2 separate regions of the Mus musculus genome follow, and region 2 is linked to region 1. The links are chromatin loops, found by intact Hi-C in ENCODE. Cell type or tissue: left cerebral cortex. All regions are shown on one strand. Links, peaks and the distances in the headings refer to the core of each region. The heading gives the core; the rest is flanking DNA.

Evidence for each region. Peaks named below come from ENCODE experiments on the same cell type or tissue, not always from the same donor. Only the 100,000 strongest peaks of a DNase experiment are listed, where the experiment ranks them.
Region 2: a loop joins it to region 1, with 5 times the contacts of the local background. A loop is called at or near these places in 13 of 42 quality-filtered maps.

Annotation. Positions count from the first base shown.
Region 1 is chr2:158,861,661-158,870,169 of GRCm38, forward strand. No RefSeq gene overlaps it. Among named protein-coding and RNA genes, the nearest start is that of Gm38630, 43 kb to the right of the region's middle. In left cerebral cortex, for the core only: CTCF peaks have their summits at 2,367 (motif pointing left) and 3,873 (motif pointing right); DNase peaks (open chromatin) are centred at 2,346 and 3,887.
Region 2 is chr2:158,640,273-158,648,781 of GRCm38, forward strand. No RefSeq gene overlaps it. Among named protein-coding and RNA genes, the nearest start is that of Mir3474, 5.9 kb to the left of the region's middle. In left cerebral cortex, for the core only: a CTCF peak has its summit at 1,789 (motif pointing left); DNase peaks (open chromatin) are centred at 1,103, 1,799, 2,514, 2,674 and 2 more places; H3K27ac peaks cover 3,907 bases.

The DNA.
Region 1 (8,509 bases), core at 208-8,207:
TGACAAGGAGGTGTGCTGTGAGGTTCACTTTAACACTGCATACAGTAAAAGACTTGGAAACAGCTGAGTGGGAAAAGTGAGAGACAGATGTGACAGACAGAGAGCACAGGCCCATCAAGGGCGGTGCTGAGACTGTAGAAGAAGGGACGAAGCAAGGAATGCTAAGATCCTAAACAAATGTGTGGAAGGGGGAGCCTCGTGGGGCCCGCAGAGATGGTTTCCTGGGTAAGCGCCATGCTAAGATCCCAGCACTCACATAAATAGCTAGGCAGAGCTGCACACAGGCCTGTAACCCCAATGCTGTGCTGGGTGGAGACAGAAAGATAGTTAAGGTTTATGGCATCTGGAGCTACCTTCTCCGGTCCATGTACAGACAGCTGTACATGTGCACACACATGCACTTGCCCACAAACAAAGGTATACACAACCCCCCTGCCCCTGCTCATCTGGAAGGTGACTAGCATGTGGGACACACATTCCTTCTGACCTGTGGGCTAGGAGACCATGGGATTGGCTTCAGTGGTCTGTTTGCTCCTGAATCACTGTTCAGTTTGGCAGGAGTTGTGTCTACTGTGGATGGAAGAGCTGGCAGCGTTTACAGGCACAGCACAGTGTTACAGTACTCAGATACCTCTTTTCTTGTCTGCACCAGCAGGGTGGAGTTAGTTTCCACCTGTAGTCTGAAAGCCAGCAACAGCGGCAGGAGTAGGAGTGAACTCCCCGGAAAAGCCTTTGTCCTGTTCACAGATAAACAGACCACTGGCACTAATGGGAGCTTGTGGGGTTTCTATGGACCCAGTTTCTCTCTCTATGTTTCCAAACAGGAGGCAATAAAATAGATGGTAGCTTCAAGATGGAACTGATGCTTAAACCCACATGGACACCCAGCCCTTTATTTGCTGGCCCCAAGCCCTAACTTTCAATAAAGGATGAGTTACATATAAGAAACACTCATTTGGTTGGGTGTTTTGACAGCGCACTGCCACTGGCCATAAGAATCAGGCACCTAAAACGTTCCCTGGTGATCTTGGTAGTCACCGCCATCCTGACACGGTGCCCTGGCTCCCGTGCTGTGGTTCTGCTTTTGGTCCTGTGGATTAGATTTTCCCAGAATTTCATCATAGAGTATTGTGTGTCCCGTGCCTGGGTTGGTTATCTTCAAGGTTAGTTTTACAAGACTGAGAATCGTGTGGCATGCCTTACTATATCTGTGTGAGCATTTCCAGAAGGCTTTTCCTGAGGAAGAAAGGCCCACCCTAAATGACGGTGGGAGCATCCATCCCGTGGACTCGAGTTCCAGACTGCATAAGAAGGAGAAAGAGGCTACACACAAATGTTCATCTCTCTACTTCCTGACAGGATGCAGCTTGCTTCCACTGGCATGCCTTTACCCCATGGGCTGTGAGTCAAGTCTCCTAAGCTGCTTTTGTTCAGTATTTTATCCCAGCAAGGAGAATAGCAGTGCTCAGAAGTCCTAGGTTTAAGTCCCAGCCGGACAGTTACTTTGTAAACCTTGGCTCCACACTGTTTCTCTCTGGGTCAGGTTTCTGTCTGTCAAGCAAGGATGGCAGTATTAACTTCCCCTCCATCCGTTTACACCTGTGCTTCATGGAGTTTCAAAAGCCCTGGCCCATAGTTTGCTCAGTAGGCAAGACTCCCTACTACCTCTAAGTCCAACTGTGTCCTAGAAGGCTACCTCGGTTCCTTCCTCTATTACCTAAGCCAGACTACCTGGTGCCAGGATCTTTGGGTCCCCAGGTCTCCTTCAAGGAGGACTTTAAAAAAAAAAAAAATGGAGATAAGACATCCAGGAAAGGATCAAAGTGCAATGATGGACCGGTCAGATGGGTAGAAGCTAGAGATAACTGGGGCTGAGCAGAGGGAGGGATATGTCTGGGAGGGGTTCCCAAGGGCCGTAGTGAGGCCCCCTGGTCCCTGCGATGATGACACCAGATCTTTTGTGGGGAACACTTCCAAGTGGGGCTGCTGGTCACCCTGGGCAAGTGATAGCTTCGGGACATGCTCACACAGACACACAGGAACAAGCCTTAAACTGTAACTGTTCAGACACATGGATACTTTGCATACTAAGTGCTTGTGTATGGGATATAACTGTGTGCTGTTACACACACACACACACACACACACACACACACACACACACACACCGCACTCATCCCGGCAGTCAGATAAAATGTTCCTGTGCAGTAGGCCTGAGGAATACAACCCCTGCTTCCGTGGCTGTCACATGCTGGATCAGGCAGCAGCCCACCCTTACCAGGGATGTGGAGGTTCTGATCCTAGCCCAGCCTCCATCCATCCATCTGCTAGCTCAACTTCTGATGCTGCAGAGCGGTACTGTGCTGCCCTCTGCTGGCCAATAGGAGTCACTACTCGTCCCTTTCCTGGCAGTCTAGCAGATACGGAGGGACAGGGGCAGCTAAGGAACTATTTCCTCTTTATTGCATTCATGCTTGTCACCCTTCCCTTGCTTGTAAGTACTCAGATTTAGAAATAGGAGCGTTGTCAGTATGTGGGCCTGAGTTCACCCCCAGAACCTGTGTGTGTGTGTGTGTGTGTGTGTGTGTGTATGCTAGGTGTGGTGGTACGTATACCAGGGCACACTGGCCATCCAGTCTATACTATTTACTCAGCTCCAGGCTCATGAGAGACACACTCTAAGGAGGTAGACAGCATTCTGAGGATAAACACTTGAGCTTGCCCTCTGACCTTCATGCGTGCCCGTCCAACACATGCACATGTGCCCATACATGTGAGAACCTGGGGCCCAGTAAGCCAAACCATGTCATTTGAGGCGTCTTCCAGCTCCCTTTCTACAGCAACCCCCTCACAGCCACCCACTGTTGCATCCGGTCCAGGGCTATTCTTCTCAGTCACCTTTTCCTCCACAGGCACAGAGGGACCAATTCTGAGCTCCAGGCGGGAGTATCAGGGCTTGGAGGGAACGGGGCACACATTTTAGGAACTGCCCTGGTGCCTGGGCATGCTGTGTTTTGCAGAACAGCTGCAGACTCCCCAATGGCCTTCCCATGAAGAGGCAGAGTTGGTCTGCCACCCCTCTCTGGGTCTTGCAGGCTTGTAACTGTTTTGATTCATGGAGGGATGTCAAGTGATGCTGTCATGTGACAGAAGGTCATTGCTGGGACGCCAAGGCACCCCTGTGCCAGGCCAGTAGTATAATACTAGAATGTTGTCAAGAGCAGCCTCAGAAGACCTCAGTGCCAATCATGCTTTCCTGCCCAGGAGCTAGAATGTCACTGTGGAAGTGGGTCCCACCCAGTCCTTTGAAACCCAGCCCGATAGGCCCTCAGCAGGCAGGAGCACACCCATCCTATTGCCACTGCCTAATTCCTGACCATCTATGACGATGACAAAATGTTTTGTGCCTACCAAGTTTTGGGATGCACTGTAGGGCAACAATCGAGAGGGGCATCAAGCTGGTGTAGGACACTGGGCCTGGAACCAGAGGCCTGGAACCTGGAGAACTTTGCTGTTCTGGGGGTGGCGTGATCCCTGGCTAACCATCCCAGAGCTGAGGTGTAGCCTCCTGGGTCATTCCTAGTCTCATTCTGGGGATATCAGTCTGCATAAGCCAAGCATACGCTGATGTGAAAGCACCGTTTTGTGCATAAGCCATGACCTCTGAAGGCTCTTCCAGGTCAAAGCGACACGCTGGCATCTGGGGTTGCAGAAAATGTCCACAGACAACTCAGGACAGATGCAGCTCTGGTTAAGGCTTTCTGCGTTGATGTGTAGGCCTGCGCAGCAGCGTTCCCTATACCAGGCCCTCTAGAGTAGCTCAACCTCTGAGTCTGACCTGTCTGCAGCATGGATGCCCTGGGCATGCACTTCACCCAGAGGCCAGCAGGGGTCGCTGGCACTCCGTGTTTGTGTGTCTGGAGCTGCATAGGCTAGAAGCCAGACTTGGTTTACCGCCCTAGAGTTAAGGCCTGCTCAGATCTGAATACCTCCTCTCTCTCTCGAGGAGTCCTAGCACATGACACTGCCACGAGCCAGGCCCTTATCAACCGGGCCTTTAATCTTCAGCAGCTCCTAGAGGAATGCATTCGTCATCTTACTGTGATAACCACAGCAGAAATCTAAGCCCACCAGCAAGCATTTGCATTTACTGCCTGGGCAGGCCTACCAAAGAGCAAAGGGTAGCAGGTGGAATGAAGGTACCCCGGTGGGGTGTCCAGACCACTCCAGGTCTGGCCAGTGTCTCTGTCCATCAAAGATACCCTTCCTGTAGTCTTGAGGGGCAGAGAATTTGGGGAGTGGCCCCAGCAACAGGCTGGGCACGTGCCCAGGAGTCTTGCTTAAAGTTGTGATTGGAGGTGGGAGAAGTGGTTCAGTGGTTAAGAGCATGTCCTGCTTGCTCGTCCTGAGGACCCAAGTTCAATTCCCAGTGCCCACATTCATAACTGTATGTATAGCTCTAGGGCAGAGCCTCTGTGGCACCTGCACTCATGTGCACGTATTGCACAGGATTAAAAATAATTAAAAACATTTTATTGATTGCGAATCTCACATCATCACTCACCCCAGTCCCACTCATCTCCCCATCCCTTCCTACCTGCCCTCTGCCCTTGCAACCTCCCCCATAGAAGAGAAAAGAAAAAACAAATCGTGGAGTCTATAGTATGTTCCTTGTCCACACATCCTTACTTGAAATTGTTTATTGCAATGAGTCATTGCAGAAGCGTTGGTCTGGTTCAAGCACCCTGGCTTCTGCTACACTGTCAATACTGGCTCCTCACGGGGACTCCTCTCAAGTGGTGGGGCCAGCTCTCCTGCGCTCACATCCTCAGGGCTGACTTACCTGCAGTGCTGTCCACGGTTGGCTCTACTGTGCTGCTCAGGTAAGGTGCAGGTCTGCTCTCCCAAGCACTGGAGCCACTGAGGGGCAGGGACAGCTCTCTCACTCTCATGAGCCCAGAGCCAGGTCTCCTGGCTGCTTCATGTGGCAAAGGGTGAGAGCGTAAGGGCACCTCTCCCTTGCCCATGCCAGCACACGACAGATGAATGGCAAGGCCAGCTCTCCTGCACTCATGCCCTTGGGATGGCTCACCTGAAACCCTCCCCCAACCTGGCCCAGCTCTACTGTGCTTCCTGAGTGAGGGCTGGGCCTTATTCTCCCTAGTGCTGCACCTGGTAAGGGGAGGTGCCAGCTCTCCTTGTCTCATGCCTTCGGGGCCAGCCCTTCAGCAATGCCCAGATAAGAGGTAGGACCAGCTCTGCACAGCCCTCAAATATCAACATGGGTACAGACGAGGGATGTCCTCCAAGCCTTTGGTGGTAACATACCCTCTTTGCTACAGGGGTGTAGACCCAGACACGGTCCTTGGTGCCAGCATAAGTGTCTTCATCATGGTTTATATTCCTGCACAAACATCATGACCAAGAAGCAAGTTGGAGAGGAAATGGTTTATTCAGCTTATACTTCCACATTGCTGTTCATCACCAAAGGAAGTCAGGACTGGAACTCACACAGGGCAGGAACTTGGAGGCAGGAGCTGATGCAGAGGCCATGGAGGGGTGCTGCTTACTGGCTTGCTTCCCCCGGTTTGCTCAGCTTGCTTTCTTATAGAACCCAGGACTACCAGCCCAGGGATTGAACCACCCACAATGGGTCCTCCCACCCTTGATCACTAGTTGAGAAAATGCCTTATAGCTGCATTTTCTCAAGGGAGACTCCTTTCTCTGTGATAACTCCAGCTTGGGTCAAGTTGACACCCAACACCAGCCAGTACAACAGGCCAGGACCCCACCGTGGTCCCAGGTGGCATCACCAGCTACGTACATCAGGCTGTTCCTCACTACCCTCCAGTCTCCAGTTCTGCCTCTCTTCACTGTGCCCACGTCCTTCTGTTTCTCTTTCTCTCTATCTCTCCACCACTTACTTGCTTCTCTAAGTGGCACCTGGGGTCTCTAAGTGGCACCTGGGGTCTCTGAGTGTCTGGGGTCATCTCAGAAGTGCTATGCCCCATGTACTGGTCTGGTCTCAATTTTTAAAATTCTTTTTTAAAAAAGCTGTTATCAGTGCTATAGTCTGATCCAAGGTGTCCCTGTGTGGACACCACAGCCACAGCTTAGGGGTGGCTTTTGCTCCAGTTGTCAAGATGCCTTGTCCTGTTTTTAAAACTGACTTTTAAAGCAGTTCATGGAATGAAGTGGCCAAACGAAAGAGCTTTCACTGTGCCTGATGGTGGTACATGCTAAACAAGGAGTAGCAGAGGTCCCAGCTGTCTCCCCAGCCCATCTACAGGTAGAGGTACAGCCAGGGCCACTCCCTCCTCCCTTGGGAAGAGTCCTGACCTCAAGCCGAGGAGAGTGAGATGTGGAGGATAGCCAGGAATGTCACAGGAATGATGCTCAGAGCCATCAGAGGGGCCCCAGCCTTTGTGCCTTTGGCTGTGGGGAACAGATTTTTGACCAGGAATAGTGTCTCCCAAACCCCTGGGCTGGTGGTCCTGGGTGCTCTACAAAAGCAGGCTGAGCAAGCACCGGGAAGTAGTACAGTAAGGGGCACCTCCATGGTCTCTGCATCAGCTGCTCCCTCCAGGTGCCTGTCCAGACTTCCCTCAGCGGTGGACAGTGATGCGGAACTGTAAGCTAAGACGAACCCCTTCCTCGACAAGTTGCTTTTCGTCGTTTGTTCTCCACAGCAACAGAAATCCTATCTGAGACCGAAGTGTGACATGAGTTCAGGTCCCATCACCTATACAGAAATCTGGGCATGGTATAATCCCAGCACCAAGGACACAGAGCTCCCTGGAACTCATTGGCGAGACAGCCCAGCTCAGTTGACAAGTCCCAGGTCCTAAGAGGAGACTTAGTCTCAAAGATCAAGGTGGGCGGCTCCCGTGGAATGACAGACAGGTTTGATTCCTGGCTACCCCACTGGAATGCATACGTGTCGAGGCATCTACATACACGTGTGTCTTCCTGGGTCCACACACAGCCCTCCCTCAGTTACGGAGGACGTCAGTGGGCTTCTGTGGGTGCCGTTCATCTCTCGCACTATTTACTGTTTTAGGAATTAAGACAGAAAGGTTAATGATCCTCATTTATAATTTATTTAGAAGAGCTATAATAAATGCATGTGAACACAAATAACATTTTTATGAGTCACCTATATTTTTCAACACACAAAATGCCCGGGGGAGGAAGTGTGCCTTCACCCTGTTGCAGGAAACAGCTGGGCTTCCATTTTCTGCAGCCAAAGTTTGGCATTATCACCTGCTCCTGGAACAGTGCGCTGAGAGTTCAAATGTTTTGTTGTCAGAGGGAAAGAGGGAGAGACAGAGATAGACAGACAGACAGAGAGAGACAGAGAGACAAAGACAAAGAGAAACAGAGACAGGGGGCGGGTTTTGTGGACTTCCTGGAAAGGTCTGTGGACTCCTAGCGTCCCACTGTGCAGTCTTCAGGAGCTTCCACCGTATGTACAAGCTGGGTAGATTCTTTTATTTAATATTTTTTTCAGTACCTTTTGTTTCTCTTTGGCTCATCGCCATGTAGCACTGGCTGGCCTGGAACTCACAGAGAGCTGCCTCTCCCTCCCGAGTCCAGGGTGTGTGCTACCATGCCTGATTTTTACTAGATTTTTCTTTATTTCACAGATGGTGCTGACGTGCAATGTGCCGCACAGGGAGGTCTAAGGACCACTTGTGGGAGTCAGTTCTCAATTTTCACCACGAGGTTCCTGGGGATTGAACTCAGGTCAATAGACTCGGAAGAAGTGACCTTTACCAAAAGTCGCTTTATGGATGGATGGATTTTTACATTGTCCAGGTTTACAAGTGAGGGACTTAAGTAGTAGTTGAGGTAACTTGTCCAAGGTCACGAAGCTGGACATCTGAGGCAAAATGGGAAGAGTCACCGAGAAAGGCCTCGATTTGGAATGCACAGCCCAGCACAGAGCCTTGGAGAGAGGTCTCCCGGAGAGCCTGAAGCCTACAGTGCTGTGGAATCTGGGTCTGCAGTGAGGGGCGGGGGGACTTAGGAGGGACCCAGGGATCAGTTAGTCACCAAGTGGTCCCTGTGACAGGGTTGGAGATGGCAGCTGGCGGCGGAGGCAGCCTCTGGCTGGAAAATCAATAGGTGATCAGCGGTCCAGGGGCACACTGTTCATCAGGTGTGGAGGGGAGGCAGGGCAGGGCAGGGGGGGCCTGGGAGGAAATATCACTGACCCTCAGTAGGATTGATCAAACAGCCAGACACCCAAGGCCAAACTCACTAATAAAGTGAGACATTCAGCTCAGCGCGGCGGCTGCAGGCTGAAGGTCTTAAAAAAACCGCTTAGCTGGGGAGTTCCTTGCTAAACTGTCTTTGTTTCTGGAGGCAACTGGGAGGGAGGGGGTGTGGGGGGAGGGCTGGCTCGGCCACTGTTTTCCTGGCCTCCCTCTCGATGTGGCAGGCTTGGAAAGCAAAGCACACGGAGCACAAGTGGCACGGGCGTATGAAGGTCCCCAAATTAAAGCAT
Region 2 (8,509 bases), core at 132-8,131, 220 kb before region 1:
CAACACAGGAGGAGATTGGGAGCTGAGGGCCAAGGGGCTGAGCTGCGAGCTCTCTAGTTTTGTCTCCTGTGAAGTATGTCAGACCTTTTACCTTTGGCCTCCAATTGGCCCTTAGGGAATCCTACCCATTCCCAGAGCTAGCCAGGAGTTTGCTACCTGCAGTTTTCCTAGGCCTTCAACACAAGTATTCACCATGTACTGTGGGCCTTAGACTCTAGCTGGTCCTTTGTAAGCAGTGACGTTTCTCTCAAGATCAGGAGTTATGTAGGACAGAGGGTGCCTTGGCCTTCAGAGCTGTGAAAGAAAAAACATCTTGCTCTGTCCCCAACCTGCTCTTTGGAATTGGTCACAGAAGCCAGGAGGCCAGGTGGGAAGCTGGTAAGCCATACAAGAGGATGTAACTTGTCCCCAGCCCAGGAGACATCATCAAAGATTCACCAAGAACTGGTGTGATGAGACCGGCCCTGCGTGACTATTTTACCTAGCGTGATGTCACAGATGTCACGGCATCCTGAGCGGCAGTTGTGTGTATTGTCTCCTGTCTCTCTCCCTTGTCCCTACACACACACACACACACACCCTTGTTTTAGGAATGGTCTGACAGTCATTGGCTACCCTAGTCCTCACTGTGTAAACCCGGTTGTCCCAAAGCTTGTGGTAGCCCTCCTGCCTCTGCCTCCAGGATGCTGGGATTGTAGACGTGAGCCAGCACACCGGGCTGTTCCATGCTTGCTTTATCTGTGGTACTGGACATGCAGGTCACCTCTCTCTCAGCTGTTGGGAACATTAGTGTCTGCAGGCCTCCTTTGGCATGGGTACTGGATGGGGTGCAAGCTGGACTTGAATTATCTAAGGAACCTGTTTACAGAGCAGCAACCATCTTTCCGTCACATCAGAAGGCCCCGGGTTCTGGCTCCTTATCTTCACCAGTTCTTACTTTTGTGTTTGCCTGCTGGTTGATGGAGTTGACGTCTTTTCCAGCGCCTGTTGGCTATGTGTGTCTAGGAAGTTTAATTTCCCAGGGTTCTGTTTCACTTGTACTGTGGGCTCTGCCAGTGCTTGGTGGCTACTCTGCAATGACAGCCTGCATCCTCAGCCGCCTACATCCCACATCCAGCCCGCACCCAGCCCATCCTGAAGCGTCACACCCGTGTAAGGATGTAAAGCCTCCACCCTGGCCTGCTTGGTGTTAGCATGTTCACTGCTGTGTCTGGTCTATTAATACTTTGTCACTCGTCTTCTAGAAGATTCGAGAGAAGTGGATCTGGCAGTTTAAAATCCTCATTAACAAGAGAGCAGGGTTACTAGGGTGTTCCCCAGAATGTTCAGGAAGACGAGGAAGGGACCTTCTTCCCCTCTGGCTACTGTCTGGCTTACTGAACCTTTTAGAATTGTTTGTGTTTCTTTTTGTTTCCCACTGCTAGGAATGAACCAAGGGCCTCCGTGCCTGCTAGGCCCCACCACTGAGCTACACTCTCAAGCCCTTGGGGGTGTGGAGATAGAGGTCTGAGAGCTGTTTCTCAACCTGGTTTAGCAAGAGGACTGAGTCCGGTTGCCTGAGTCTTAACAGCCTAGGATGTTTTGTTGAACATCTGGCCAATCTGGGGTTTTCTTTCTTTTTCAACCATCCCACCTTGCTATCACCCGGCACTTGGTGGGGCTTGAGGTTGGTGGACATTCTGTAACCCAGACAAGCTTCAAAAAACTTCAGGGGACTTGTTTTAATCCTGGAGCCCCTCACTGTGGGAATACACTGGTGAGCCAGCAAGCCCTGGTCCTCTAGTGCCACCTGGTGGCTTTCTGAGGAGCCACAATGCCCTGGATGCAAATGCATAGGCTCTCTGAATTCAGGGCTGCTTTTCAGAAAGGACCAAATTTATTTGTAAGCACACGGTATACTCTGAAACCAAGAGACCCCAGGGACTCTTGAGAGCTCCTGCCACTTTCACCACCCACCTGGCTCCCTTTTTTCTGTGTCAGGGTCTTGATACATAGACTGCCTTCAAACCCTAGATCCTCCCACCCTGGCTTTCCTGTATCAGGCTTGGTAGCTGCACTTCCATACACAATTTGGATAAGGACCACATTGGAGAGCGCTCCCCTAGGAGGATGGGGTGAGGAGGCTGAGAGCACAGGTGTAGTCTGGGACATGGCGTGTTGAGGCGCTGTAGCGGAAGAGTCTTCAAGGAGACTTTCAAGCAGGTGTGGCTGGAGCCTATTGTCCTAGCAGTTGGGCTATATAAGATGCTGGGGCTGGGCAGGGAGGGAGAGATGCAGGCAGAAGTTTGGATGGTCAGGTTGCTGCTTTCCTTGTGCCATGTGGGTGCCCCTTTCCCTCTGTACTTCTGTGGGATTCTTGCACGTGGCCTCCAGAAAGCAGAGCCTACTGACTGGCAAGGAAGAGATGTTCCCCTTCTCCTGCAAGCTTGAAAAAGCAGTGCTCCTGAGAGCATCTTGAAGCTGGTTCCAAGGGCCTGGTGTGATGAAGACTTACGTGGCAGTAGCTGGCTGGCAACCCAGCTTCCCCTAAGCTTCAAATGAGCTCTTGCATGGAGAGGCCCCATCCTGTTTTCAGTCTGCTTGAAATGGTGTGTGAAAGAAGGGAGTCACATAAGCCACCTGGGTTTCTGTGCAAACCATGTCCTCCTTCTTGTTGGTCTGTTTTTTAAGTGCTTTGGGGTAGAAGATGTAGCTCAGTGGGATGCTTGCCTCCCATGCACGGAATCCTGGGTTTAGTCACCAGTGCAGCATCAACATGGGCGGTTTCATAATCCCTGCTCTTGAGGAGGAGGGGGAGGCAAGAGAGGCATAGAGATACCCGGCGATACATAGTGACTTTGAGGCCAGCCCGAGACCCCATCTTCATCAAAAGAAAACACCCACTTAAATTGTTTTTAGAAACAAAGGTATACATTGCTGCTTTGGCAGAGCTCACATTTTCTCTTGAGAAGCTGGACTGGAGTCTCACATGCCTACATTTCTAGCTCTTGACTGGATGAGACAGGAGGATCACAAATACCAGGCCATTCTGGGCTACTTATTAGCAAGGCCCTGTCTTAAAGAAACAACTAAAATAAGTATTTAAAAATAGAACATTCTGGGAACTCATATCTCATTTTACCTTAGCTTTGGTCTTTGAGAAAGTCTGACCCCACCCCACCCCCACCCCCACCTCTCCCACCCAGTGCTCAGATCATAGGTGTATGCCACCATACCCGGTTTATGTCTTGTTTTAAAGGTATACTTTATGTGCATATACCTTCGTGCACCACATACGAGCAGGAGCCAGCAGAGACTAGAAGAGGAGGCCTGATCCCCCAGAACTGGAGTGATGGTGAGCCCCATGCATGTGGTGGGAGCCAGTCTTTGGTTTTCTGCAAGAGCAGCCAGCACTTGCTCCAGGCCCTTAGGTCTCATTTTAAGTGAATATATTCTGGCTAGGAGTGGTGGCACATGCATATAATCACAGTACTCAGAGGGCCGAGACACTGGGCTACAGAGCAACTTCCTGCCTTAAAAAACAAAGCAAGAGAATCCATGTTTTAGGGATCAAGTATGGTCATCTCAGGAATGTAGCCCTTGGCCCAGATGTGTAAGACCTGGAGTTCTATTCCCAGCTTCACAACAAAGGAACCTGCACGTATTCTGTGTGCTTGAACTGGAAGTCATGTGTTGTGACAAACTAACCCAAATAAGGGCACAATCCATAAATCAGAAGTTGGCACGCAGAAGCCAGGCAGCCCAATTACATAACTGGCGGCTTACACAGAAGGGCTCATTTTAAATGACTTAAAGTAGATCACTTTATTTTTAAGTGACTTTCACAGTTGTTGAGGAAAAAAATAGTTGAGTGTGTATCTTTAGTGGGATGTGTTCTAAAACAGAAAGAAGTGGTAAAGGAATCTTTTCATAATTATGTTAATAATAGCACAATATGGTTATTCTGAGGATCAATATACGTCTATATTCAAATAAATATTCTAATCTTAGGAGCCAAACATTTTAGTGTGACAAGATGTAAAAATATAAAACAAAGAAAATTCGGTTACTCAAAATTAGAATTGCAGATACCAATACGAACACATGATGTATCTTCTCTTTCAGAAATACTCGTCTGGGGCTGGGAAGATGGCTCAGTAGATAAAGGCACTATCTGGGAAGTCGAGCAACCTGAGCTCAAGCCCTCCAATCCACATGAGGTGGGGTGGGAGCTCCACACACCAGCCGTGATGAACACGCTTATGCACATACACAATGATGATCACATTTGAAGACAAAAGCTAGTTTCCAGCTGGATAATGTGGCACACACTTGAAATTCCAGCGCTTGGAAGGTCCAAACTGGAGGATCAGGAGTTTGAGGTCACCCTAGGCTGCATAACTAGTCTGAGGCCAGCCTGGGATGCAGATTCCTAAGGCTTACAGTGTTGCTGTTTTCAGTTCGTGGTCTGGAGTAAAGGCATACATTGCAGCGTGGTGGTTGGTGTAGGGAGGCAGAGGCATCACCAGATGCCCAGGGAAAGAAGGTGGGAGAGGGGTAGCTGTGGCTTCTCATCACCTTCAAGGACACACTCCCAATGACCTTTGTCCTCGCAGAAGGCCCCACCTCTTAAAAGTTTGACCACCTCCCAGTAACATGAAGCTGGGGATGACAGATTTTGCGTATCCTTTGGGGACATCCAAGATCCACATTGAAGAAGCACCCCACTAATACACACCCCAAAGCCTTGTGAGTCTTCATCCATGTTGGGCCAGGTTTGACTCAGTTGTTCTTGCACCTGTTTAGAATGTGCTCATGTGTTTGGTACATGTATGTACATGTGTTTGCCTGTGTATTTGCATGCATGTTGAGTCTAGAGGTTGACACTTATCTCCCAAGCTAGAATCACTGATCTTTGAGCTGACCAGCTTGGCTAGTCCAGTTAGCGGCTTGCTCTGGGAATCCCTGTCTTGTCCTTGACCGCTGGAATTGCAGGTGGGTCACCACACTTGCCCAGCCTTTTTATGTGGGCTCTGGGGATCCATACTCTGGTCCTCGAGCTTGCTTGACAAGCACTGTGTACAATGAGCCATTTCCTCAGTTTAATTTTGATTGATTGTTAACTTGATGGGATTTATAATCGCCATGGTAACAAGCCTCTGGGTGTGTCTGTGAGGGATTATCTAGATTAGGTGAGATGGGAAGCACCTAGGAACCGTGTAAAAATTGTTCTTGTGTGATTCAAATGCTGATTTATCTGCCCTTAGATCTTGTTTCAATCCAGATACAGCACTGTAATGCTTAGGTCAAGAACCTCCTCTCACCCGGCATGGTGGCGCACGCCTTTAATCCCAGCACTTGGGAGGCAGAGGCAGGCGGATTTCTGAGTTCAAGGCCAGCCCGGTCTACAGAGTGAGTTCCAGGACAGCCAGGGCTACACAGGGAAACCCTGTCTCGGAAAACCAAAAATAAAATAAAATAAAATAAAATAAAAATAAAAAGAACCTCCTCTCTGAAATTTGTGGAAACAATTCTTACCATTTATTCTCTGCCTTGTCAATAAATGCTGGTCATCCAATGGTTGGGGGGGGGGAGAGGCAGAGAGAGAGACAGACAGAGAGACAGAGAGACAGAGAGAGAGAGCCAGACAGAGAGATTGATTGATTCAGATCTCCAAGAGGAGAGGGTCTGAGAAGACACCATAAGAAAAACAACATCTGAAAAAAGCCAAAAAAAAAAAAAAAAAAAAAACCCAAAAAGCCAGATCAATAATCACATAGAAGTATCATGGACTGGGACTGGGAAGTAGACAGATTAGCCAAAAGGATTCATATAGCCATTTAGCTACCCAGCTATTGGGGCTCAGCTTGAAATACATCTTGGTTCCTCTGTATGGTTATTGGGGGCTAGCAAAGGTAAAGAAATATAGTGCTGGATTAATTTACTGCCTACACTTATATTAAAAATAACTCATCTTACAAAGCCCATCTGAAATGTGGGAGGCACCAGTCCACGGGGGAGGGGGTCTTGGCAAGCAAACCTTCCTCACTCTGCTTCCTGTCTGTGGTCACAATGTGACCAGCCGTCTCAGGCTCCTACCATGATGGACTGTTACCCCTGGAACCGTAAGCCAAACGCAGGCTTCCTTAAGTTGCTTTAGTTGGGTATTTATTTTGTCCTAGGAATGAGAGGTCTATTGCAGCACACGGGGCCCTGTATTCCACAGCCCGCACTGGCATGACAAAGAATCCAGGTGCCTGAGCTCCTTCGATGGACTAAGGGATCGGGCTTTTTTCTTTCCTTTATTCCATCTGCTGTTGCTGTGTGCTATTTTATTGCCTGTGTATAGCATCACTTACTTATCCAGATGGCATTTGCCTTGGTGTGGGATTGTGGTGGGGCTCCAACGTCTTCTCAGAGGACTAGCCAGTCGGACCAACAGTCTTTATTGAGCGATCTGTCTTCTCTGCACTGTTTAAACTCTGCTCGCATTGTGTATAAAGGATTTGTGTTCTTGGGTCCATTTTCAGACTCACTTGTCTGTTCCATTCATCTCTTTAATTCTGAATCACCAAGAGTAACAAACACATTCATCAGAGTCACTCTCTATCCATGGTGGCATGAGCCTGTATGCCCAGGAGTGGAAGCTGAGGCAGGAGGATCAGGAACTCAAGACCAGCCACAGCTACACTGAGAAACCCTATCTTAAACAAACAAAATATTTTCCCCAGATCATTCGGTGGCTCTCGATTTCTAATTCTTCTTCCTTCCCATCCCCCTTTCCCTATTCCCGTCTCTCTAGCCTCAATGTTGTTTTTAGTTTTCTCCCATGATTACTTGTGTGCATGCTTGTGTGTGTGTGTGTGTGTGTGTGTGTGTGTGCATGCACACACACATGTACACCTGTGTATACAGATGCATATGTGTATATGTGCATGTGGAGACCAGAGATTGATATTAGATGTCTTCCTTGATTACTCTCTGCCTTATATATGTGTGTTTGTGTGTATGTGTGTATATGTGTGTGTGTGTGTGTGTGTGTGTATGTATGTGTGTGTGAGTGTGTGTATTTATGTCCTTAGTGTGCAGGTGTGTATACACTTGCACTAGCCTGTAAAGGCAGGTGTGGAGGACAGAGGGTAACCTTGTGATTATCTTCCTCAATTGATTTCTTCCTTGTTTTTGTGACAGAGACTCTTGGTGAACCTGGAGCTGGCAGATTGTCTAGACTAGCTGGCCACTAGGCTCCAGGGACCTACTCACCTGTCCTCCCAGGGCTGGGATCACAGGCATGTGCTGCCATGCCTGACTACTTGTGGGGGCTGAGGAGCCCAACTCAGGACTGTATGCCTGTGCAGCAAGCCCTTTCCTGACAGAGCCGTTTTCCTGGCCCTTATTTAATTTTTACTATTGGTTTTCTCTCTGTGATGTGTTTGGAATTAATTTGTCAGGTTCCAAAATAATCCTGCTGGTATACTTATTTGCATCCTATTATTGATTCAGAGAGAGACAGTATCTTTCCTTTATTGGGTCCTCTGTCCCTTAGCAAGATGTGCCCATTCTTTGCAGCCAGGCCTTCATCTCACATAACAGATTTTAGTGGGATTATTTGCAAGGTCCCCACCCAGTTTTCCTGAAGCCTCTCACTTGTGTAAGCACTTGAATTGTATCCCATCATGCTTCACTTCATTCTACCTCTGGCTGTCATTTGAATAAATGTTTCCAATTTTACTCTATTATAAATAGTGCTGAAAAAAAATGCCCCTGCACAAATTGCATTTGGGTGTGTGGCTGGGAATGTTGTTACTACGAATGGAATTGCTAGACCAAAAAGTTTGAATAGTGAAGTCAGGTGTGGTGGTTCATACCTGTATTTCAGCACTCTATAGGCTGATGCAGGGTGGATCACAGGTTTGAGGCTAGCCTGGGCTACATAGTGAGACCCTGATTCAAAGAAAGGAAGGAAGGAAGCAAGGAAGCAAGCCAGCCAGGGGTGGCAGATAGTTGTCAGTCTCAACACTTGGGAGGCTGAGGCAGGAGGATTACAAACTCATGGCCAGCTTGGGAAACTGAGTTTAAGACCAGTCTGGACTATCTATAGAAACCTATCTCCTTGCCCTCCAAAACCAACCAACCAACCAACCAACCAAACAAACAAACAAACAAAAACCAAAACCCAAACAAGCAAACAAAACCCACAAACAACAAATCAACCATAGACAAGGGCAATGTGACTATAAAGAAAGAAATCGGCAGATGGAAGAAGAACACGATACTATGAAAACATCAGAGCGAATCTGAGGATAAACTCAGAGACTATACTGGAACAAAGTAATGTGGGTCCCGGGCTTGGTACTCAGGAGGAGCTCACAGCGAGAAATAAAATGACCATAACCCAATTCTCACATTGGTCTTAACTGGGGCATCACTGCTTGTCTGTCTCCTGGCTGGAGGCCATGAGTCACTGACCCAGTGACCACCACGGCTCTGTGGAGGCTTAGCTCCACATCTTTCTCCACTGCACGCCTGG